Linked DNA regions of Homo sapiens: region 1 is linked to region 2. Evidence: chromatin loops called from intact Hi-C (ENCODE). Cell type or tissue: tibial artery. All regions are shown on one strand. Each heading gives the region's core, and the rest is flanking DNA. Links, peaks and the distances in the headings are about the cores only. Region 1 has its middle 310 kb from the start of MIR548F3. Region 2 has its middle 210 kb from the start of MIR548F3.

Evidence for each region. A loop is a pair of places that touch in the nucleus more often than their neighbours do. Peaks named below come from ENCODE experiments on the same cell type or tissue, not always from the same donor. Only the 100,000 strongest peaks of a DNase experiment are listed, where the experiment ranks them.
Region 1: it touches region 2 in a loop (2.0-fold over the local background); 1 of 110 quality-filtered maps calls a loop at or near these places.

What each region holds. Positions count from the first base shown.
Region 1 is chr5:110,199,848-110,211,835 of GRCh38, reverse strand. No RefSeq gene overlaps it. Among named protein-coding and RNA genes, the nearest start is that of MIR548F3, 310 kb to the left of the region's middle. In tibial artery, for the core only: no CTCF peak of the experiment used is centred there; a DNase peak (open chromatin) is centred at 6,695.
Region 2 is chr5:110,299,055-110,311,042 of GRCh38, reverse strand. No RefSeq gene overlaps it. Among named protein-coding and RNA genes, the nearest start is that of MIR548F3, 210 kb to the left of the region's middle. In tibial artery, for the core only: no CTCF peak of the experiment used is centred there; no DNase peak of the experiment used is centred there.

The DNA of each region.
Region 1 (11,988 bases), core at 4,105-9,104, 100 kb after region 2:
AAAAGAGAGAAGATCTAAATAAACACAATTAAAAATGACAAAAGGGATATTGCCACTGACCCCACAGAAATACAAATAATCATCAAAGACTACTATGAACACCTTATGCATATAAACTAGAAAATCTAGAAGAAAGTAATAAACTCCTGGACACATACACTCTCCCAAGACTGAACCAGGGAGAAACCGAATTCCTAAGCAGACCAATAACAGGTTCCAAAATTGAATCTTCAATAAAATGCCCACCAACCAAAAAAAAAAGTCCAGAAACAGAGAGATTTAAGGCTGAATTCTCCCAGATGTACAAAGAAGAGCTGGTAGCATTCCTATTGAAACTACTGCAAAAAATTGAGGAGGAAAATCTCCTCCTTAACTCAATCTTTGAGGCCAGTATCATCTTGATGCCAAAACCAGGCAGACACACACACATACACACACACACACACACACACAGACACACACACACACAAAAACTTCAGGCCAATATCCCTGATGAACATTGATGCAAAAATACTCAACAAAATACTAGCAAACCAAATGCGGCAGCCCATCCAAAAGCTAATCCACCATGATCAACCCTGGGATTCCAAGTTTTTTCAACAAATGTAAATCAGTAAATGTGATTCATCATATAAACAGAATTAAAAATAAAAACTACAGGATTGCCTCAATAGACGCAGAAAAAGCTTTTGATAAAATTCAGTATCCCCTCATGTTAAAAACCCTCAATAAACTAGGTGTTGAAGGACCAAACATCAAAATAATAAGAGCCATCTATGGAAAACCCGCAGCCAACATCATACTAAATAGGTAAAAGCTGTAAGCATTCTCCATGAAAACTAACACAAGACAATGATACCTTCTCTCTCACTATTCCTATTCAACACAGTACTGGAATTCCTGGCCAGAGCCATCAGGTAAGAGAAAGAAATAAAAGGCATCAGTCCATAAAGAGGAAGTCAAACTCTCCCAGTTTGTAGAAAATATGATTCTGTATATAGAAAACCCCACAGTCTCTGCCCAGAAACTCCTTGAGCTGTAAACTTCAGAAAGGTTTCAGGATACAAAATCAGTATACAAAAAATCAGTAACATTCCTAAACAAACAACAGTCAAACCAACGGCCAAATAAAGAATGCAATCCCATTCATAATTACCACAAAAAGAATAAAATACCTAGGAAAACAGCTAACCAGTGAGGTGAAAGATCTCTACAACAAGAATTACAAAACACTGTTCAAAGAAAACAGAGATGACAAAACAAAATCTGCCCATGAATAGGAAGAATCAATATCATTAAAATGGCCATACTGCCCAGAGCCACATACAGATTCAATACTATTCTTATCAAACTACCAATGACACTCCTAACAAAATTAGAAAAAACTATTTTAAAATCCATATGGAACCAAAATAAGAGCCCAAATAGCCATAGCAATCCTAAATAAAAAGAATGAAGCTGAAAGCATCACGTTACCTGACTTCAACTCTACTACAGGGCTACAGTAACCAAAAAGGCATAGTACTGGTACCAAAACACACAGGTAGACCAACAGAACAGAATAGAGAGGCCAGAAATAATGCCAAACACCCACAATCATCTGATCTTCCATAAAGCTGACAGAAACAAGCAATGGGGAAAGGACACCCTATTCAATAAATGGTGCTGGGATAAGTGGCTACTCATATGCAGAAGACTGAAATTGGACCCCTATCTTACACCACATACAAAGTCAACTCAACATAGATTAAAGACTTAACTGTAAAACTTAAAGGTATAAAAACCCTGGAAGATAACCTAGGAAATACCATTCTGGACGTAGATGTTGGCAAGGATTTCATTATAAACATGCCAAAAGTAATTGCAACAAAAACAAAAATTAACTAATGGAATCTAATTAAATTAAAGAGCTTCATCACAGCAAAAGAAACTATCAACAGAGTAAACAGACAACCTACAGAATGGGAGAAAATATTTGCAAACTATGTATCTGACAAAGGTCTAATTCAGAATCTGCAAGGAACTTCAATAAGTTTACAAGCAAAAAAAAACCAATCCCATTAAAAAGTGGGCAAAGGACATGAACAGACACTTTTCAAAAGAAAATGCAGCCAATGAGCATATGAAAAAATACTCGACATCACTAATAAGTAGAGAAATGCAAATCAAAACCACAATGAGACACCAAAGGCCTGGTGGGCCTATTCGGATTTTGGAGCCAACACATTCCTAATTTGGGTGTGTTACTCCTGCCCGTTTACTGAATGACCTGAAAAGTTGCCAGTTTTGAGTGGGGTCCAAAACAGGAGATACCATCTCATACCAGTCAGAATGGCTATTATCAAAAAGTAAAAAATTAACAGATGCTGGTGAGGTTGTGGAGAAAGAAAGAATGCTCATACACTGCTGGTGGGAGTGTAAATTAGTTCAGCCATTGTGGAAAGCAGTGTGGTGATTCCTCAAAGAACTTAAAACAGAATTACCATTTGACCCAGTAATCCCATTATTGGGTATATATCCAAAGGAATATAAATTATTCCACCATATATATGGTACCTATCATATGTGGGTACCATATTCTACCACTTGTAGACACATGCATATGTATATTCATCAAAGCACTATTCACAATAGCAAAAACAAGAAATCAACCTAAATTCCCATCACTGGTTAAAAAAAATGATGGTATATATACACCATGGAATACTATAGGAAATATTATACTTCCCTATGTACAGCCATAAAAAAGAATGAGATAATGTCCTTTCCTGCAACATAGATGGAGCTGGAAGCCATTCTCCTTATTAAACTAACACAGGAACAGAAAACCAAATACTGCATGTTCTTACTCATAAGTGGGAGCTGAACAATGAGAACATGTGGACACTAGGAGGGGAACAAAAGACACTGGGGACTCCTTGAAGGGGGAGGATGGGAGGAGGGAACGAATCGGAAAAAATACCTATAAGGCACTATATTTATTACCTGGATGATGAAATTATCTGTACAAACCCCAGTGATATATATATTCTATTAGTTCTGTCCCACTAGAGAACCCTAATACAGATTTTGATACCAGGTTCTAGAGGTTCTAGAGGAGCAGAATATTAAGGATGGAGTTCTTTCATTGGTTTTGGGGTTTCTGGAGTTGGCTGCTTAATATGACTAGACTGAAAAATGCTAAGAACTCTACTTCTAATAGTATGGAGAACACTGATAGTCCTTCATCGGAACTGTTTAGAGAGTAAAACAAAATAAATGCATTTGACACTCCTGATTCAGTGCTTATGACAGACAAAGAGTTTAGTGAAACTATACAGAATACTTTTGACCATAGGTGGAGAACCAAGGAACATAATGAAGCTGGTTGGTTTCTCCTAAGTTCACTGGATAAAGTGATGGAAAAAAATGATGAACTCAGGAGTTCTAACACCCAGCTTCCGAAGCAGATACTGAGCTTCGACTCTTCTAAGATTGCCCTGAGTCAGTGTCTTTTCTCCCGTAGAGAAATAGCTGAAACTGTGGAAAAACAGACACAAGTTCTTATCATGCAAGTGGCTGCCCTGCAACAAAAGGTGGATGTACAGCCTCACCAGGTGTCTACTGTTAAAGTGAGGGCATTGATTGAAAAAGAATGGGACCCTGCAACTTAAAATGGGGACATGTGGGAGGACCCTGAGGAAGCTGGAGACACTGAGCTTGTAAACTCTGATGAAACTTTCTTGCCAGAAGAAACAGCTTCCCCATACCCAGTAGTGGCAACATTCCCTCCAGACCCATGCTGCCATCAGCCTTTCCACCTTTGTCTGAGGAGATAAACCCTGCACTGCCTGAGGTTGAACAGTGATGGCCTTCCCTGAGGCAGCTGCCTGGCAAGATAATTTCGATTCTCCTCAGGAGCCACCCCCAACATTCCTGTTTGCTTCTAGACCTATAATTAGACTTAAGTCCCAGTGGGCCCCTAGAGGGTGAGGTTCAGTGTGTGTCCCATGTGGAGGTGAGCTGCACTTGAAAAGTACTGCTTGAGTTTTCTAATTTATATAAACAGAAATCTGGAGAACAGGCATGGGAATGGATATTAAGGGTGTGGGATAATGGTAGAAGGAAACAAAGTTGGATCAGGCTGAATTTATTGATTTGGGCCTACTAAGTAGGGATTCTGCATTTAATGTTGCAGGTCAGAGAGTTAAAAAAGGTTCTGATAGTTTATTTTCTTGGTTAGCTGAAATATGGATTGAAAGACGGACCACTGTGAGTGAGCTGGAAATACCTGAACTTCCTTAGTTTAATGTAGAGGAAGGGATCCAAAGGCTTAGGGAGATTGGGACTGTAGAGTGGATTAGTCACTTTAGACTTACTCAGCTCAGCTGGGAGGATCCAGAAGCTATACCCTTGACCAATACCTTTCAAAATAGATTTGTGAGGGCAGCACCTGCATCTTTGAAGAGCCCTGTAGTTGCTCTTCTCTGTATGTCAGATCTAACAGTGGTAACTACAGACACTCAACTATGAAATTTAAATACAATGAGAATAATTGAGTCCCGAGGTGGCAGGACCAAGTGGCAGCACTCAACTGTCAAAGGCAAGGTTGGCCATAGCTACTGTAACAGACAGCAGAGGCAAATCAGCAATCAGAATAGTCTGACTTGTGTAGAGCTCTGTCACTGGCTAATTAATCATGGTGTTCCTTGAAGTGAAATTGATAGGAAACCTACTGCATTCCTACTTAATTTATATAACCAGAAAACTTCCAGGTCAAATGGACAAAAGATGAATTTGAATAATAAAAACAGAGACTCACAGCCCCTCAATCAATTTCCAGACTTCAGCCAGTTTACAGAACCAGAACCCCTTGAATAAAGAGGAGACTGGGAACCCTTGAGGAAGGACCCCACTACACTCCTAACAATTTATGCTGTTAATCTTTCTCCCGTCCATGCCCAAGGAGACCTCCAGCCTTTTACCAGGGTAACTTTGCACTGCGGAAAAAAGTGATCGGACATTTGGGGGACTACTGGACACTGGTTCTGCTGACGTTGATTCAAGGGGATCCAATGGGTCATTGTGGTCTTCCATTTAAAGTAGGGGCTCATGGAAATCAGGTAATTAATGGAGTTTTAGCCGAAAAACATCTGACTTACAGTGTGTCCAGTGGGTCCCCAGACTCATCCTGTGGCCATTTCCCCAGTGCCAGAATGTATAATTGGCATACACATACTTAGTAGCTGGCAGAAGCCCCACATTGGCTCCCTGACCATTAGAGTGAGAGATATTATGGTGGGAAAGGTCAAATGGAAGCCATTAAAGCTGCCTCTACCTAGAAAAATCAAAAACAATATCGGATCCCTGGAGCAACTGCAGAGATTAGTGCCACCATCGAGGACTTGAAAGATGCAGGGGTGGTGATTCCCACCACATCCCCATTCAACTCTACTATTTGGCCTGTGCAGAAGACAGATGGATCATAGAGAATGACAGTGGATTATCGTAAGCTTAACCAAATGGTGACTCCAATTACAGCTGCTGTACCAGATGTGATTTCATTGCTTAAGCAAATTAACACATCTAGTACCTGGTATGGAGCCACTGACTTGGCAAATGCATTTTTCTCCATTCCTGTCCATAAGGCCCACCAGAAGCAATTTGCCTTCAGTTGGCAAGGCCAGAAATATACCTTTACTCTTCTACCTCAGGGGTATATCAACTCTCCAGCTTTGTGTCATCATCTTATTCAGAGATACCTTGATCACTTTTCACTTCTGCAAGATATCATGCTGGTCCATTACATGGATGACATTATGCTGATTAGATCCAGTGAGCAAGAAGTAGCAAACACACTGGACTTACTGGCAAGATATTTGTGTGCCAGAGGATGGGAAATAAATTTGTCTGAAATTCAGGAATCTTCTACCTCAGTAAAATTTATAGGGGTCCAGTTGTGTGGGGCCTGTCAAGATATTCCTTCTACAGTGAAGGATAAGTTGCTGCATTTGGCCCCTCCTAAAACCAAGAAATAGGCACAACATCTAGTGGGCCTATTTGGATTTTGGAGGCAATACATTCCTCATTTGGGTGTGTTACTCCAGCCCATTTATCAAGTGACCCAAAAGGCTGCCAGTTTGGAGTGGGGTCCAGAACAGAAGAAGGCTCTGTAACAGGTCTGGGCTGCTGTGCCAGCTTCTCTGCCTCTTGGGCCATATGACCCGGCAGATCCAATGGTGCTTGAGGTGTCAGTGGAAGATAGGGATGCTGTTTGGAGCCTGTGGCAGGCCCCCATAGGTGAATCAGGGTGGAGGCCTCTAAGATTTTGGAGCAAGCCCTGCCATCTTCTGCACATAGCTACTCTCCTTTTGAGATATAGCTCTTGGCCCAATACTGGGCTTTGGTGGCAACTGAATGTTTTGACTATGGGTCATCAAGTCACCATGTGACCTGAACTGCCTATCATGAACTGGGTGCTTTCTGATCCATCTAGCCATAAAGTGGGTCATGCCCAGCAGCATTTCATAATTAAATGGAAGTGGTATATATGTGATAGGGCTCAAGAAGGTCCTGAAGGCACAAGTAAGTTACACAAGGAAGTGGCTCAAATGCCCCTGATCTTCACTTCTGCCATCCTGCCTTCTTTCCCCCAGCCTGCACCGATGGCTTCATGGGGAGTTCCCTATGATCAGCTGACAGACGAAGAGAAGACTAGGGCCTGGTTCATAGATGGTTCTGCAGGATATGCAATCACCATCTGAAATTGGACAGCTACAGGAGTACAGCCCCTTTAGAGGACATCCCTGAAGGACAGTGGTGAAGGGAAATCTTCCCAGTGGGCAGAACTTTGAGCAGTGCATTTGGTTGTGCACTTTGCATGGCAGGAGAAATGGCCAGATGTGTGATTTTATACTGATTCATCAGCTGTAGCCAATGGTTTGGCTGGATGGTCAGGGAAGAAACATAATTGGAAAATCGGTGACAAATAAATTTGGTGAAGAGATATGTAGATGAACCTCTCTGAGTGATCAAAAACTGTGAAGATACTTGTTTCCCATTAGAGTGCTCACCAACGGGTGACCTCAGCAGAGGACAATTTTAATAATCAAGTGGATAGGATGACCTATCCATTCTGTGGACACCACTCAGCCTCTTTCCCCAGCCACCCGTCATTGACCAATGTGTCCATGAACAAAGCAGCCATGATGGTTATGCATGGGCTCAGCAACTTGGACTTCCACCACCAAGGCTGACCTGGATATGGCCACTGCTGAGTGCCCAATTTGCCAGCAGCAGACACCAACACTGAGCCTTTGATATGGCACCATTCTTTGGGGTGATAAGCCAGCTACGTGGTGGTAGGTTGATTATATTGGACCTGTTCCATCCTGGATAGGGAAGAGGTTTGTCCTCACTGGAAAAGACACTCCAAATTTGGGTTTGCCTATCCTGCACGCAATGCTTCTGCCAACACTACCATCTGTGGACTCACGGAATGCTTTATCCACCATCAGGGTATGCCACACAGCATTGCCTCTGACCATGACACTCACTTGATGGCTAAAGAAGTGCAGCAGTGGGCTCATTCTCATGGAATTCACTTGTCTTACCATGTTCCCCATCATCCTGAAGCTGCTGGATTTATAGAATGGTGGAATGGCCTTTTGAAGTTACAATTACAACAACAACTAGGTGACAATACTTTGTAGGGCTGGGGCAAAGTTCTCCAGAAGCCTGTGTATTCAGTCCTAAAAGGGATGAAAATTTAATGGGAAACAAAGACATATGAAGATATATTTACAAAATAATGTTATCTGCAGTGATAGAGATAACACAAGAAACTAGGATGGGATATTTGGAGAGAAAAAAAAAGGAGATATACTATAAGAAGTGAGGCCTGATTTGAATTTTAAATTATGACTCAGAGTGAGTCCAACAAAAATATGAAGTGGTGTTATTTCACCCAGGGAAAAGGAGAGAATTATAAGCAGTTCCTCCTTTTGGAAGAATAAAGTGTGAGTCAGAAAGTAGGATATGAGGACAAGAGGAAAGGGCTAGATCATGGGTTTTTTTAAGCAACATCAAGAGCTTAGGAAACATTGAAAGGTTTTAAGAATGGAAGTGACATAGTCAGTTTTCTACTATGGATAGATAATGTTGCCATCATGAAAAATGGTTTGGAGACCACACTCCTGGGTACCAGTGACAGAACTCTGCCATAGTCCAGATGAGAGACACCAAAGACATAATCTAGGACAAACATAACATAACCAATAGAGAAGAAATAAATTGTCAAATATTTAGGTAATAAAAACAGCAAGACTTGGGGAAGTAATGGCTCTTGATGGTGAAAAAGAGAGTCTGGGATACTTCTTGCATTTTGAGTTTGGTTGGCTGGATGGCCAATGATACAACCAGATAAGAAATGCATGCCAATATTGTCAATATTGCAGGCTAGGTAGATACAAGAATACCTCCCTCCACGAACCATCAATTCTTCATACACTTACCCTTTAAACATAGAAATTCTAGTTAGCTCTATTTTAATTTTTTAAAAAAATCTCCAGAAGCCAGTCAGTCAGTCATGAACTTTGAAGTAAGTCTGAGGGGAGAAAGTAAGAGAAATGTAGAGGAGGAAAGGATCTGGATAAAATATTCCTATATTAAATGCTGGGGTTTTAATATCTACGTAAGGTCAGAGTTTGTAGGGCGTCTGTCTGGGTATTGTAGGAAACCAGATCTAGTCTTGGGTAAAGCTAGAAACAGGGATAATCACCGCCATGTCCCTGAACTTGGACCTAACCAGGACCTGGATCTACTGCCAGTTACACTAGAAACTTCTCAATTATTCTTTGTAAATTTTGTTACTTCTGAATTGCTCAAAAAAGATGATGGAAGAGCCCATCTACATTTTAGAGATAAAACTGTTAAGTTTAATTTGAAACATACTGAGTTTGTGGAGTGGTCCAGACATCTAAATGTCCCAAATTTCCAGCAAGTTTACCTTACCTAGGGAAAATTGAAGAAAATAAAAGTAGCCTAAAGATAATGCTTCGGGAGTCATCAAGGAAAGGGCTGAAGTTAGATAATATAACGACAAAAGAATATGTAGAAAAAGAGCATTGGGCAAAGGTCAGAAGCCTGGGGTTCAACAACACTTACCAAATAAGGGAAAGCATACATTGTCACTGTAGAAAATGTTCACTGGAATTGGCAATTAGACAGTAACTAATAATTTCTAATAGTAATTTCCAAAGTGGAGGAAGCTGAAAGCCAATCACAGGGATTAGGGAGTGAAAAATAAATGGAGGACTAGAATATAGTTAATATTATAGAAAAAGAAGAATAAGAATAGAGCAAGATACATTTACACAACATGGAGAGCTGCAAAGCTAAATAGTGTCAAGTGGTAGATACAGTGTCAAGGTAGGGTAGTTTGAGAATGAAAGACACTAGAGTTTCTCAATAAGTGAGAAAAATGAGCCAGTGAAAATAAATTAATGATGTATAAAAGAGAAATGCTAACAAACCGAACCAGGTTTGTAAGGATGAAGGAGGTGAATTTAAGGAAACAGATGAAGAAATGAGCTGTGATAATGAGAGACCTCTTATTTTTAAGAATTGGAGGAAAATCTGTCAAATGATTATAAGCACAGATAAGCCTCCTACGGGGACAAAAGGTTATTCAAAAGGGAGTGTATAAGGAGCCCCTGAAGCAATCAAGGATATTTGAAATGTATCAACCCCAAAAGAATGCTTTGCATGAGAAAAGTCTATTTATTTGAGCAAATAGTGATATCATCTCAGCCATGCTATATCCAGTATATCAAGAAAATGTTAGTATTTAAAAACATTCACAAAATATGTGTAAGTCTCATGGGTAAAATTAACTTTACCAGTAAAAAGTCTGCATAGGAATGCAAAGTTTTATTTTCTAAGTATACCTTTCCCAAAGGGACTGACTTTCATAGAAAATAAAGAGTTGGACCATGGTGAATCATGGACCCTGAATCTTACAAGATTGGTCTTACAAAATAATATCCTTTCTCCAGTTAAATATTATGTTATATAATGGAAGTGCTGTTTATGTCAAGAAGCATTGTTTTTGCATGTTGGTGGGTATATGAACATATGGAAGAAAACAAGGGATGGAATAAAGTCCTGTCTTTCTTCATCTCTGTTTCTTACTGTGGAAATTACAGCAAAAAGATGCCAGCTACAATCTCAGCCATTGCTGCAGAAATGGTTTCTCTTTTAACTCTTAGAAGACCTAACTGCACTATTTCTCTGTATTGAACTTCCTTTTTCTTCAGCTCAGATACATAGATACATCCCATTATTTAGACTTGTCCTGAAATCCCTTCTATAGAGAAGGGGAGGCTTCCTTGTTTGCCCACAGTTAAGCAACTTCATCCATTAATGCAGAAGACATATATGTAAAACTACACACAATAAAGGACAATGCAAACAGATTAAAATGATCATTTCTTTGTATTGGCAAATAGCATTTTTAGTTACTAAAAACATAAGATGCTTCACCCCCCTTTACCTAGTGTGTGACTCTTTGACACATAGCGTCAGTAAATGAGGCAGTTTACTGACATGATTACAATTTTAAGTCTATCAATTATACTGCTGTTTTCTTTACTCAGGTGAATTGTTTATGACAGGAAAAAGTGTTAGCAGTGAATGTAAAACAAACATGTTGGTAGGTTAAATATTTGTTCTTCGGTGAAACTCTCTCTTCTATTATTATGGTGGTCTATGAAAAATCAACAATTTAGTTGGGGATTTGGGGAGATTCTCTTAATTTAATAAGAATGATATATTGCTGTTCAAGTCACACACTTAGTCCCAGTCTGTATGCCTGGGGTTTTCTAGAGCACGACTTCATACCACTTTCTGTACCACCACACACCCAAAGCAGGAATTAATTCATTCTGGACACAAACAGTTTTCTACAACTCGCTATTTTGAAGTGATCAGGTATTAAGTAGGTTTCCTGTCCAAGAGTTAATTCCTCATTGTGCCCCCTGCCATGGAGTGCTGTGAGTCTGAGATATGGTACCCTGACCAAAAGGGATTATGTGAACAGACATTTTACAGAAATAATGACTTATGAGTGCCAGCCTCATTTCCCCTTGCCTGGTGATACCCTCATAAAGGCCATTTAGAAAGGGTTCAGCAGTTTGCAAGATACAGAGTTTGAGTTCTAAAACATCCAAAGATGAGTACATGTCACTTTTTCTTCTCTGGAGCATTTCTAATCACAATTTTGTTACTGCAGCCTCTATGCTGAATGAGATAAACCTATCTGAAAGTTTAAAAATAGCATCTTGTGAGCTACTTCTCTGTCTTGTGAGGTTCCCACAGGAAAGCTATTGAATGATTTGCAGCTTATCACAACCAGTATCATCATAGATAGGGGGATTGTTTTTTAAACCTGGAAGAATCCAGATTGACAGTGTTTGTGGCTAGGGCCTTTGATTTAGGATTATACTCCTGGTAAGAGAGCTACTAAAGTGGCAGTGAGTCTGTGGGCCTCCGCCTTCCACGAAGCATTGGAAAGTAAATTTCTCAATTTGAGCTGAGAAGAGCAGTGTATGGATTCAACTCTGGCCACCATCCTGTAGGCCACAGAGTTTTTCTAACAGCAATAAATTAGGTATAACCAACATCTCTGCCTCCTGAGTAGCAATGCCTCCAATGGTTTGACTGAAAATGAGCAGAAAGTTACTAGTTCTTTAGTGCTTCCTAAATTTCACCATTTATAAAGCTGAAGCATTCTATTATTCTCTTTCTGAGTCTGTTATTTATGTGTCATTTCTAGAAATAAAATATGGGAGTATAAAAAAAGGGGAAAAGGACTTTGTTTCTCTCCATGTCCCAGTTATCAAGTCTTGCTATCATTACTGAGACAGACAAATGCAATATTTATATCCATTATTTTCAGTTTATTCCTTTAAGAAAACTTTAGTAATTTATTCTATCACAATTCTTGAGGCT
Region 2 (11,988 bases), core at 3,381-8,380:
AATGAAAAAAAGTCTACACTTTAACTCCATCTCCCCCACATTTTACTTTTATATTCAACTTACATATTTTTATATTACCTATCTCTTAATAGGTTGTCGTAGCTATTATTGTTTCGATGGATTTATCTTTGGGGCTAGAGTTATGAGTGTATTGCACACCACAATTACAATATTAGAGTATTGTGGGTTTGTCCAGTTACTTAATTTTACCAGTGGTTTTATAACTTTAAATGTTCTGTATGTTTTTTGTTTATTATTTTATTTTCGAACATTGGTGTTGTCTTAGTCCATTTTCACAATTCTATAAGGAACTACCTGAGACTGGGTAATTTATAAAGAAAAGAGGTTTAATTGACTCATAGTTCCATATGGCTGGGGAGGCCGTGGGAAAATTACAATCACGGCAGAAGGCTAAGGGGAAGCAAGATATGTCTTACATATGGTTGCAGGACACAGGAGAGGGGTTGAAGTGCCACACTTTTAAACCATCAGATCTCGTGAGAACTCACTATCATGAGGACAGCATGGGGGAACAACCTCCATGATCCGATCACCTCCCACCAGGTCCCTCCCTCGACAAGACATGTGGGGATTACAGTTCGACATGAATTTTTTTTTTTTTTTTTTTGAGACAGAGTTTCTGTCTTGTTGCCCAGACTGGAGTGCAATGGCGTGATCTCAGCTCACTGCAACCTCCGCCTCCTGGGTTGAAGCAGTTCTCCCGCCTCAGCCTCCCGAGTAGCTGGGATTACAAGTGCCCACCACCACTCCCAGCTAATTTTTGTATTTTTAGTAGAGACGGGGTTTTGCAGTGTTGGCCAGGCTGGTCTCTAGCTCCTGACCTCAGGTGATCCACCCGCCTCGGCCTCCCAAAGTGCTGGGATTACAGACATGAGCCACTGCGCCCGGCCTCGACATGAAATTTGAGTGGGGATACAGAGCAAACCATATCAGTTGTTTTATTCTTTCAGCTTAAAGAACTCCGGTTAGTATTTCTTGTAAGACAGGTCTGATGGTGGTGAATTCTCTCAGCTTTTGTTTGTCTGGGAAAGACTTTATCTCTCCTTCATATTTGAAGGATAACTTTTCTGGGTACAATATTCTTGAATGACAGTATTTTTCTTTCAGCACTTTAAAAATGTCATTTCACTTTCCCCTTGCCTGTATGGCTTCCTTTGAGAAGTCTGTTGCCAGACCAACTGGAACTCCTTTTCATTATCTGCTTCTTTTCTCATGCTGCTTTTAGGATTCTCTCTTGTCCTGAACCTTTGAGAACATGATTATTATATACCTTGGGATTGTCTTGTTTGGGTATCTGTTTGGTGTTCTCTGACTTTGCTGTACCTGAATTTTTTATCTTTCTCAAGTTGAAAATTTTTTTGTTATTATTTATTTAAATAAACTTTCTACCCCATCTCTTAATCAATTCCCTCTTGACCATCAATAATTCTTAGATTTAATTCTTTGAGGTAATTTTCTGTATCTTGCAGGAGGTCTTCATTCATTTTTACTTTTTTTCTCTCTCTCTTCTGACTGTGTGTTTCCAAGTAGCCTGTGTTCAATTTTACTGATTCTTTTCTCTGCTTGATTCCTTTGCTGATGAAAGCCTCTAGTGAATTTTTCAGCACAGCAAATGTGTTTCTCAGTTCCGAGGATTTCTGTTTGATTTTTTACATTATTTTAATATCTTTGTTGAGTTTCTCTGATAAATTTCTGAACTGCTTTTTTGTGTTATTTTGGAGGTCACTGAATTTCCTTAAAACTACTACTTTGAATTCATGGTCAGAGAGCTCACATATAGCCATATCAACAGGGTCAGTTACTGGTTTTTTGCTTTGCCCATTTGGAGAGATTATGGTTTCCTGTTTGCTGTTGTTTCTTGTGCATGTATGTCTATGTCTTTGTATTAAAGAATTTATTCTAGTCTTCTCTGTCTTCCTTGTTTTGCTTTTTATTGGATATGTTTTTCACAGAGATCCCTTTGTCTCTTGGTCATTGCCTCCACCCCCAGCCAGATCCTTAAGTCCAGGTTTGCTTTGCCTCTGGTAAATGATTTGAACATTAACCTTTCCAAATGGGGAAGGATTGTAAATAGCATGTCCCAGCAGTGTGAAAAGGCTGGTGAGGGAGTTGCTCCTGGGGACCTATGAAACAAACTTCCTACAGTATGGTGCTGCTAAACAGCCACTCTGATTTGGCATACCTTTGGCTGAGTTATAAAGCAGAGTTTCCAGGACTGGGGATGGTATTTCTGCCTCCCCACTTTTTCTCTGTCTGTTTTCAGGGATATTTCTCCTTTCTGGCACCTGAGATGTTTCTTATGGGTTAAGACAAGGACAAATATTCTGCCAGGGAATTCGAGAAGGTGAGAAAGTTGTTGTCTACCTTGATATCACTTTTTTCAGGGTGAGAGCAGTGAGTTGGGGCAAAATTCTCTGTACATCTGGTACTGGGCAGAATGGGAAGGAGGGGTGTCATGGATGTGGAATTTTGGTTCTCATACAATCATCTCTATGTTTTTTCACTTCTCTGTGGCCCCAGGAATTGTCTTATATTTATGTTTGAGTTTGGGGATATTTCAAGTACTAATCTCAGCACTGTATACTTGTTTTTTGTTTTCTGGGATTATTGATGGGGGCGGTTCAAGCCTGCTTCTATGTGGCCATTTTGGAACTGGAAGTCCCCTCATTTTTAATTGCTCTAGAATGACAGAAAACCCTTAGGAGAGAGAGGGAAAAGAAAGATGGCAGAATAGAATCCACCAATCACCCCCACACCATCACAAGGACAGCAAGTTAACAGCTATCTACATAGAAAAAAAAAACAACTTCGTAAGTATCAAAAAATCAGTTGAGCACTCATAAAAACAGTCCTGAATCACTGATGCCACCCCTTTCCAACACCCAGCAGTGGCAGCATGGTGCAGAGTGTCTCTGGGCCCTGGGGGAGAGAGAACACAGCAATTGTGTGGCACTGAACTCTGTGCTGTCTAGTTAGAGCAGAAAGGAAACCCAGACCAAACTCAGCTGATGCCCACCCATGGAGGGAGCTATTAAACCAGCCCTAGCCAAAGGGGAATCACCCATCCCAGTGGTCCAAACGTGAGTGCCTGCAAATCTTGCTACTGAGGTCTACAGTACTCTGAATCTCCAAGTAAACTTGAAAGGCAGTCTAGGCCATAAGGACTGTAACACTTAGGTGAGTCCTAGGGCTAAACTAGGCCCACTCAGTCCACTGACTGAGGTGGCATGCAACATACTGAGAAACCAACTGGGCCAGCCAAGGGAGTACTGGTATCACTCCTCACCTAACCCCAGGCTGCACAGCTTGTGGCTCCAAATCTTCCCCTTGAGGAGAGGAGAGAGAAGAGTGAGGAGGATTTTGTCTTGCATCTAGGATACCAGCTCAGCCACAGCAGAATAGGGCACCAGTCAAAGTCATCAGGTCCTTGTTCCAGGCACTGGATCCCAGACAACATTTCTAGATACACATTGGGCCAGAAGAGAACCTGCTGCCTTGAAAGAAAGGACCCATTCCTGGTTGCATGCATTGCCTGATAACTGAAGAACCTTTGGGCCCTGAATAACCAGCAGCAATAACCAGGTACTACATCAAGGGCCTTGAGTGAGCCTCTGAGACTTTCTGGCTTCAGGTGAGACTCAGCACATTACCAGCTGTGGTGGTTACAGAGGAAAACTTCTGCTTAAGAAAAGCAGAGGGAAGAGTAAAGGAGACATTGTCTTGCAACTTAGGTACCAGCACAACCTCAGGGGGGCTAGAGTACCAAGGGGAATCTTGGGGTCCCTGATTCCAGGACTTGACTCTTGAATGGCATTTCTGGACCTGCCCTGGGCCAGAGGGGAGTCCATTGCCCTGAAATGTAAGTTCTGGGCCAGGCAGTGTTCATGAAAAGCTGACTTAGGAGACTTTGGGTCTCACGGGAACAAGTAGCAGTAGTCTGGCAGTACTCCTTGGGCCTAGGGTGGCAGCGGCTATGGGGTGAGGCTCCTCTGCCATTAGAAAGGGGAGGGAAGAGTGGAAAAACACTGCATCTTGTGGTTGGAGTGCTAGCTCAGCCACATGACAATAGAACACCAGGTAAACCTCTAAGGTTTTTGATGACTCCCTAACTCCCAGACGGTGCTTCAGGACGCACCCATGGCCTGAGGAACCTCACTGCCCTGAAGGGAAGGGCACAGGCCTGGCTGGCTTTGCCACCTGCTGAATGTAAAGCCCCAGGGCCTTGAGTGAACATAGGCAGTATCCAGGAACATAGGCAGCAGCCAGGAACTGGTCTTGGGTGAGATCCTGTTCTGTACTGGTTTCAGGTCTGATCTAGCTCAGTCATAGTGATTATGGCCACAGGGGTGCTTGTGTCACTCCACCCCCAGCTTTAGATGCCTCTGAAGAGAGAGAGGAGAGAGAGGAGAGAGAGGAGAGAGAGGAGAGAGGAGAGAGGAGAGAGAAGAGAGAGAGAGAGAGAGACTCTATATGTTTGGGGGAAAGTAAGGGAAGATTAAAAGAATCTCTGCCTGGTAATCCAGATAATTCTTCTGGATCTTGTCCAAGACTATCAAGGCAGTACCTCTGCAAGAACCACAGTGTTGCTGGGCTTGGGGTGCTCCTGAAACAGATACAGCTTAGATCATGACACTTAAGTCCTTTCGAATATATAAAAAGCCTCCCCCCAAAAAACAGCTAAATATAAGCCCAGACAGTGAAGACTACAATAAACACCTAACTCCTCAATGCCCAGATAATGAAGAACATCTGCTAGCATCAACGCCATCCAGGAAAACATAACCTCACCAAATGAACTAAAGAAGGCACCAGGGACCAATCTTGGAGAAACAGAGATATATGACTTTTCAGAGAGAGAATTCAAAATAGCTGTATTAAGAAAATTCAAAGAAACTCAAGATAACACAGAGAAGGAATTTAGAATTCTATCATATACATTTAACAAAATGACTGAAATAATTAAAAAGAATCAAGCAGAAATTCTGGAGCTGAAAAGTGCAATAGGCATACAGAAGAATGCATCAGAGTCCTTTAATAGAATCGCTGTAGTAGAAGAAAGAATTAGTGAGTTTGAAGACAGGCTGATATAGAAAATACACAGAGAAGACAAAAGAAAAAAGAATAAAAAACAATGAAGCTTGCCTACAGCATCTAGAAATTCATCTCAAAAGGGCAAATTTAAGAGTTATTCACCTTCAAGAGGAGGTAGAGAAAGAGATGGGGTAGAAAGGTTATTCAAAGGGATAATAACAAAAAACTTTCAAAACCTAGAGAAAGATATTAATATCTAACTACAAGATTATAGAACATCAAGCAGATTTAATCCAAAGAAGACTACCTTGAGGTATTTAATAATCAAATTCCCAAAAGTCAAAGATTAAAAAAAAGATCCTAAAAACAGTAACAGAAAATAAACAAATAACATAAAATGGAGCTTCAATATGTCTGCCAGCAGACTTTTCAATAGAAACCTTACAGGACAGGAGAGAGTGTCATGACATGTTTAAAATCCTGAAGGAAAAAAACCTTTACCCTAGAGCAGTATATCCAGTGAAAATATCCTCCAAACATAAAGAAGAAATAAAGACTTTTCCATACAAACAGAAGCTGAGGAATTTCATCAACATCAGACTTGTCCTACAAGAAATGCTAAAGGGAGTACTTAAATTGGAAAGAAGACATTAATGAATAATAAAGAATCACCTGATGGTACAAAACTCACTGGTAATAGGAAGTACACAGAAAAACACAGAATATCATAACCTTGTAACTATGGTGTGTAAACTACACTGATCTTATGTAGAAAGACTAAATAATAAACCAATCAAAATAATAACTACAACTTTTCAAGACATAGTAAAATAAGATATAAATAGCAAAAACAAAAAGTTAAAAAGCAGGGGGTTGAAGTTAAGGCATAGAGTTTTTATGAGTTTTCTTGATTGTTTGTTTATGCAAATACTATTAAGTTGTTATCAGGTGAAAAGAATGCGTTATAAAATAGTACTTGCAAGCCTCATGATAACCTCAAACCAAAAAAACATACAATGGGTACACAAAAAATAAAAAGCAAAAAATTAAATCATATCTTCAGAGAAAATCACCTTCACTAGAGGAAGACAAGAAGGAAAGGAAAAAGGAAGAAAATAACATAAAAAAAAACCAGAAAACAAACAACAAAATGGCAGGAGTAAGTTTCTACTTATAAACAATAACATTGAATGTAAATGAACTAACCTTGCCAATTAACAGACATAGACTGGCCGAATGGATGAAAAAACAAAACGCATTGAACTGTTGCCTACAAGAAACACACGTCATCTACAAAGACACACAGAGATTGAAAATAAAGGGATGGAAAAAGATATTTTGTGCCAATGGAAACAAAAAAGAACAGGAGTCACTATCATTATATTAGAAAAAAAAGATTTCAAAAGAAAAACTCAGAAGAGACAAAGAAGGTCACTATACAATGATAAAAGGGTCAGTTCAGAAAGAGAATGTAACAATTGTAAATATATAGGCACCCAACACTGGAGCATCCAGATGTATAAAGAAAAGACTGTTAGAGCTAAAGAGGGACATAGGCCCTGATACACTAACAGCTGGTAGCTTCAACATCCAATTTTCAGCACTGGATGACTTCCAGACAGAAAATCAACATAGAAACATTAGACTTAATCTCCACTATAGACCAAAAGGATTTAGTAGATATTTACAGAACATTTCATCCAAAGGTTGCAGAACACACATTTTTTCCTCAGCGTGGATCATTCTCAAGGATAGACTATATGTTAGGTCACAAAACAAATCTTAAAACATTCAAAAAAATTGAAATAATATCAAGCATTTTCTCTGATCACAATTGAATAAAACCAGAAATTAATGAGAAGAATTTTGGAAAGTATACAAATACACAGAAATTAAACAATATATTCCTTAATGACCTGTGGGTCAATAAAAAAATTAAAAAGGAAATTGAAAAATTTTTGAAACAAATGATAATGTAAAGACAACATACCAAAACCAAAGAGATACAGCAAAAGCAGTGCTAATAGGGAAGTTTATAGCTATAACTGCCAACATCAAAAAAGAGGAAAATTTTTAAATAAGCAATCTAACAATGCACTTTACAGAACTAGAAAAGCAAGAGCAAACCAAACCCAAAATAAATAGAGGAAAATAAATAATAAAGATCAGAGTAGAAATCAATGAAGTGAAAAAAATACAAAAGATCAATGAAACAAAAAGTTTTTTTTTTTTTTTAAAGTTAAACAAAATTGACAACCTTTAGCCAGACTAAGGAAAAAAAGAGTATCCAAATAAATAAAATCAGAAATGAAAAATGAGACATTAAAACTGGTAATGCAGAAATTCAAAGGATCATTAGTGGCTACTATGTGCAACTATATGCCAATAAATTGGAAAGTCTAGAAGAAATTAACAAATTCCTAGATACATACAGTCTACCAAAATTGAACAAGGAAGAAATTCAAATCCTGAACAGACAAACAGCAAGTAACAAGGTAAAGGCTGCAATAAAAAGTTTCCCAGAAAATAAAAGCTTGAGACCTGATGGCTTCACTGCTGAATTCTACCAAACATTTAAAGAAGAATTAATACCAATCCTACTCAAACTATTCAAAAATATAGAGGAGGAGGGAATACTTCTAAACTCATTCTATAAGGCCAGTATTATCGTGAAACCAAAACAGAAAAAGACACATTGCAAAAAGGAAACTATACTCCAGTATCTCTGATGAACATTGATGCAAAAAGCCTCAACAAAATAATAGCAAACAATTTTCAACAGCACATTACAAATGTCACACATCATGACTAAGTGGAGTTCATCCTGGGGATGCAAGGATGGTTCAATATAAACAAATCAATCAATGTGTACATTATGTGAGTAGAATGAACGATAAAAATTATATGGTAAAATGATAAAACCATTTCAAGTGATGCTGAAAAAACATTTGATAAAATTCAACATCCCTTTATGTTAAAAACCCTTAAAAAATTGGAGATAGAAGCAACATACCTCAATGTAATAACCGCCATATATGACAAACCCACAGCTAATATTATACTGAAGGAGGATAAACTGAAAGCCTTTTCTCTAAGATCTTCAACATGACAAGGGTACCCAATTTCACCACTATTATTAAACATAGTACTGGGAGTTCAAGCTAGAGCAATCAGACAAGACAAAGATACAAAGAGCATCCAAATTGGAAAGGAAGAAGTGAAATTATTCTTGTTGGCAAATGATATGATATTATATTTTGAAAAATTTAAAGAGTCCAGAGAAAAACTATTAGAACTGATAAACAAATTTATTAAAGTTGCAGGATACAAACTGAACATACAAAAATATATATGCCAACAGTGAACAATTGGAAAAAAACAATAAAAAAGTAATCCCATTTATAATAGCCATTATAATGGCTATTATAAACCAAATAATCCCATTTCTAATAGTTCAAGATCTTACACATAAAATTAAAAAAGTAAGAATTATCTTAATCGAGGAAGTGAAAGATCTCTATAATGAAAATTATAAAACACTGATAAAAGAAATTGAAGAGGACACTAAAAAAATAAAAAAAAAACCTCTGTTTATGGATTGGAAGAATCAATTGTTAAAATGTCTGCACTACCCAAAGCAATCTACAGATTCAATGTAATCCTAATCAAATACCAATGAAATTTTTCACAGAATTAGAAAAAAAACCTAAAATTTATATTAAACCACTACAGACCCAGAATAGCTACATCTCTTCTCAGCAAAAAAGAACAAAACTGCAGGAATCACGTTACCTAACTTCAAATTATACTATAGAGCTATAGTAACCAAAACAGCATGGTACTACCATAAAAACAGACATATAGATTAATGGAAGAGAATAGAGAACCCAGAAAAAATTGCATACATCTACAGTAAATCCATTTTCCACAAAGATGCCCAGAACATATATTTGAGCAAGAACAACCTCCTCAATAAATGGTACTGGGAAAACTGGATATCCATATGTAGAAGAATGCATCTAGACTCCTATCTCTCATCATACACAATAATCAAAGCAAAATAGGCTAAAGACTTAAATCTAAGACCTCAAACTATAAAAATACTAGAAGAAAACATTGTGGAAACTCTCCAGGACATCAGAGTGTGCAAGGATTTCTTGAGTAATACCCAACAAGCATAGGCAACCAATGCAAAAATGGAAAAATAAGATCACATCAATTTAAAAAGTGTCTGCACAGCAAAGGAAACAATCAACAAAGTGAAGAGAACCCACAGAATGGGAGAGAATATTTGCAAACTATCCATATGATGAGGGATTAATAACCAGCATATGTAAGAAGCTGAAAAACTAGGAAAAATCTCTAAATCCTATTAAAAATGGGCAAAAAATCTGAATAGACATTTCTCAGAAGAAGGTGTACAATTAATGAACAGGCATATGAAAAAGGGGTCAACATAATTGATCATCAGAGAAATGCAAGTTAAACTGCAATGAAATATCATCTCACCCCAGTTAAAATGGCTTATATTTAAAAGACAGGCAATAACAAATACTGGCAAGGCTATGGAGAAAAGCAAATTCTCATACACTGTTGGTGGGAATGTAAATTAGTACAACCACCATAGAGAACAGCTTGAAGGTTCCTCAACAAATTAAAAATGGAGCTACCATCTGATCCAGCAATCCCACTGGTGTGCCTATGCCCCAAAGAAAAGGAATCAGTATTTCAAAGAGATATTTGCACTCCCATGTTTGTTGCAGCACTATTTACAATAGCTAAGATTTAGAAGCAACATAAGTGTCCATCAACAGATGAATAGATAGAGAAAATATGGTACATATACACAATGGAGTACTAATCAGCCATAAAAAGAAATGAGATCTAGCCATTTGCAACAGCATGGATGGAACTGGAGATCATTATGTTAAGTGAAACAAGCCAGGCACAGAAAAACAAGCACTGCATGTTCTCACTTATTTGTTGGATCTTAAAATCAAAACACTTGAACTCGTGGACACAGAGAGTAGAAGGATGGTTATCAGAGGCTGGGAAGGGTAGCAAGGGGCTGGTGAAGTAGGTGGGAATGGCTAACCGGTACAAAAAGTGGTTAGAAAGAATGAATAAGACCTACTGTTTCGTAGTACAATAGGATGACTATAGTCAATAATAACTCAACTGTACATCTTAAAATAACTTAAAGAGTGTGATTGGATTGTTTATAACTCAAAGGATAGATGCTTGAGGGGATAGCTACCCCATTCCCCATGATGTGTGTATTTCATATTACATGACTATATCAAAATATCACATGTACTCCATAAATAAATACCTACAGTGTACCCACAATAGTTTAAAAAATAAAAAAGGAAAAAATTGTAAACAAATAACCAAACTCTTGGAAAAACTATAAAGATTTATGCTCGGTCCAGAGCATAAAAAAATGAAGAGAAAAAAGATAAAAAGAATAACAATATAAGGAAAAATAAAATCACCTGGCTCCTTCCCGCTTTCTGTGGTATATTTCATACTTGTAACTCCCAATGAATCATGCCTTGCAGTATTATAACCCTCATGACATCTCCTCCCACATTGACCCTGTACCTGACTATAAGATTTCTTTGCTGTTTAGGACATCAGCAAATGTGATGCAAGCAGAAGCATGTTATGTGCTTGGGAATTAGGGCTTACTCTCTTAGAATACTGACACTACTATGTAAAGCAACTCTGACTGGGCATACATGAGCAGCCAAGAGCCAGGGACCAGCCATCAGATATGTGAGTAAGACCATCTTAGGTCATTGGCTCCAATCAAGCCACCAGATGATTGCAGTCTACACACAATCAACAGAAAATCATTTAGCTGAGCCCAGCACATATTGCAGAATTGTGACCAAACGTGGTTGCTGTTTCAAGATATTAATTGTACATAATAGATAATAATAGGTAACTAAAACATCTATCCAACTTTACCTTCTACTATTTTCCTCACTTCATCTTTGTCTAAGGTTTTCTTGCTCTTCATTGAACATGACAGCACATTTTTGTTTTAAGTTCTGTAACTGGGTGTTACCTCTATCTGGGAAGCCTAGATCCTTACGTGATTCACTTTTTGCATTCAATAGTAATCAAAGGCCACCTATTCAAGGAAGCCTTAACACCACATCTAATATACTCCTATATGCTTTCTCTCCATTTTCTTTTTCACTTCATTTTTCTTGAGAACTTATTTTGAAAACATATGATGTATTCATTGGATTTCTCAGTCATTTTATGTCTACTCCACTGAAAGTTCCAGGAGGAAAAAGACCATTTCTGTCTTGTTTATCACTCTACTGTCTATGGCTAGGATGATTCTGGCATATTATAGGCATCTCAGTGATGTCTTTTAAATTAATTAATAAATAAAACATAATTTATTGAGAAGAGATTTTGGCAGAACCAGTGGGAATGAGAAGTTCATATTCAGAACAAAGACTAAAAGAGTTCTTAATTGGGAAATACACTTCTAATAATTTTTATGTAAGTGCAGTAAATTTTTTTATTGCCTTCCATTTTATCTTTTGATTTTTTTATTTGACATATTGATTCTTTAACCCGTTGCTGAGTGCAGAGCCTTTACAGTGAATTTATAATACTTTATTTAATTATAGTGGAATATTTAGCTGCTTGGTTACTGTAATTTACAGATAACTTTTTTTTTTTTTTGAGATGGAGTCTCACTCTGTCACTCAGGCTAGAGTGCAGTGGCGTGATCTTGGCTCACTGCAACCTCCGCCTACCGGGTTCAAGCAATTCTCTGCCTCAGCCTCCCGAGTAGCTGGGATTACAGGCACCAGCCACCACGCCTGGCTAATTTTTGTATTTTTAGTAGAGACGGAGTTTCACCATCTTGGCCAGGCTGGTCTTGAACTCCTGATCTCCTGATCCACCCCC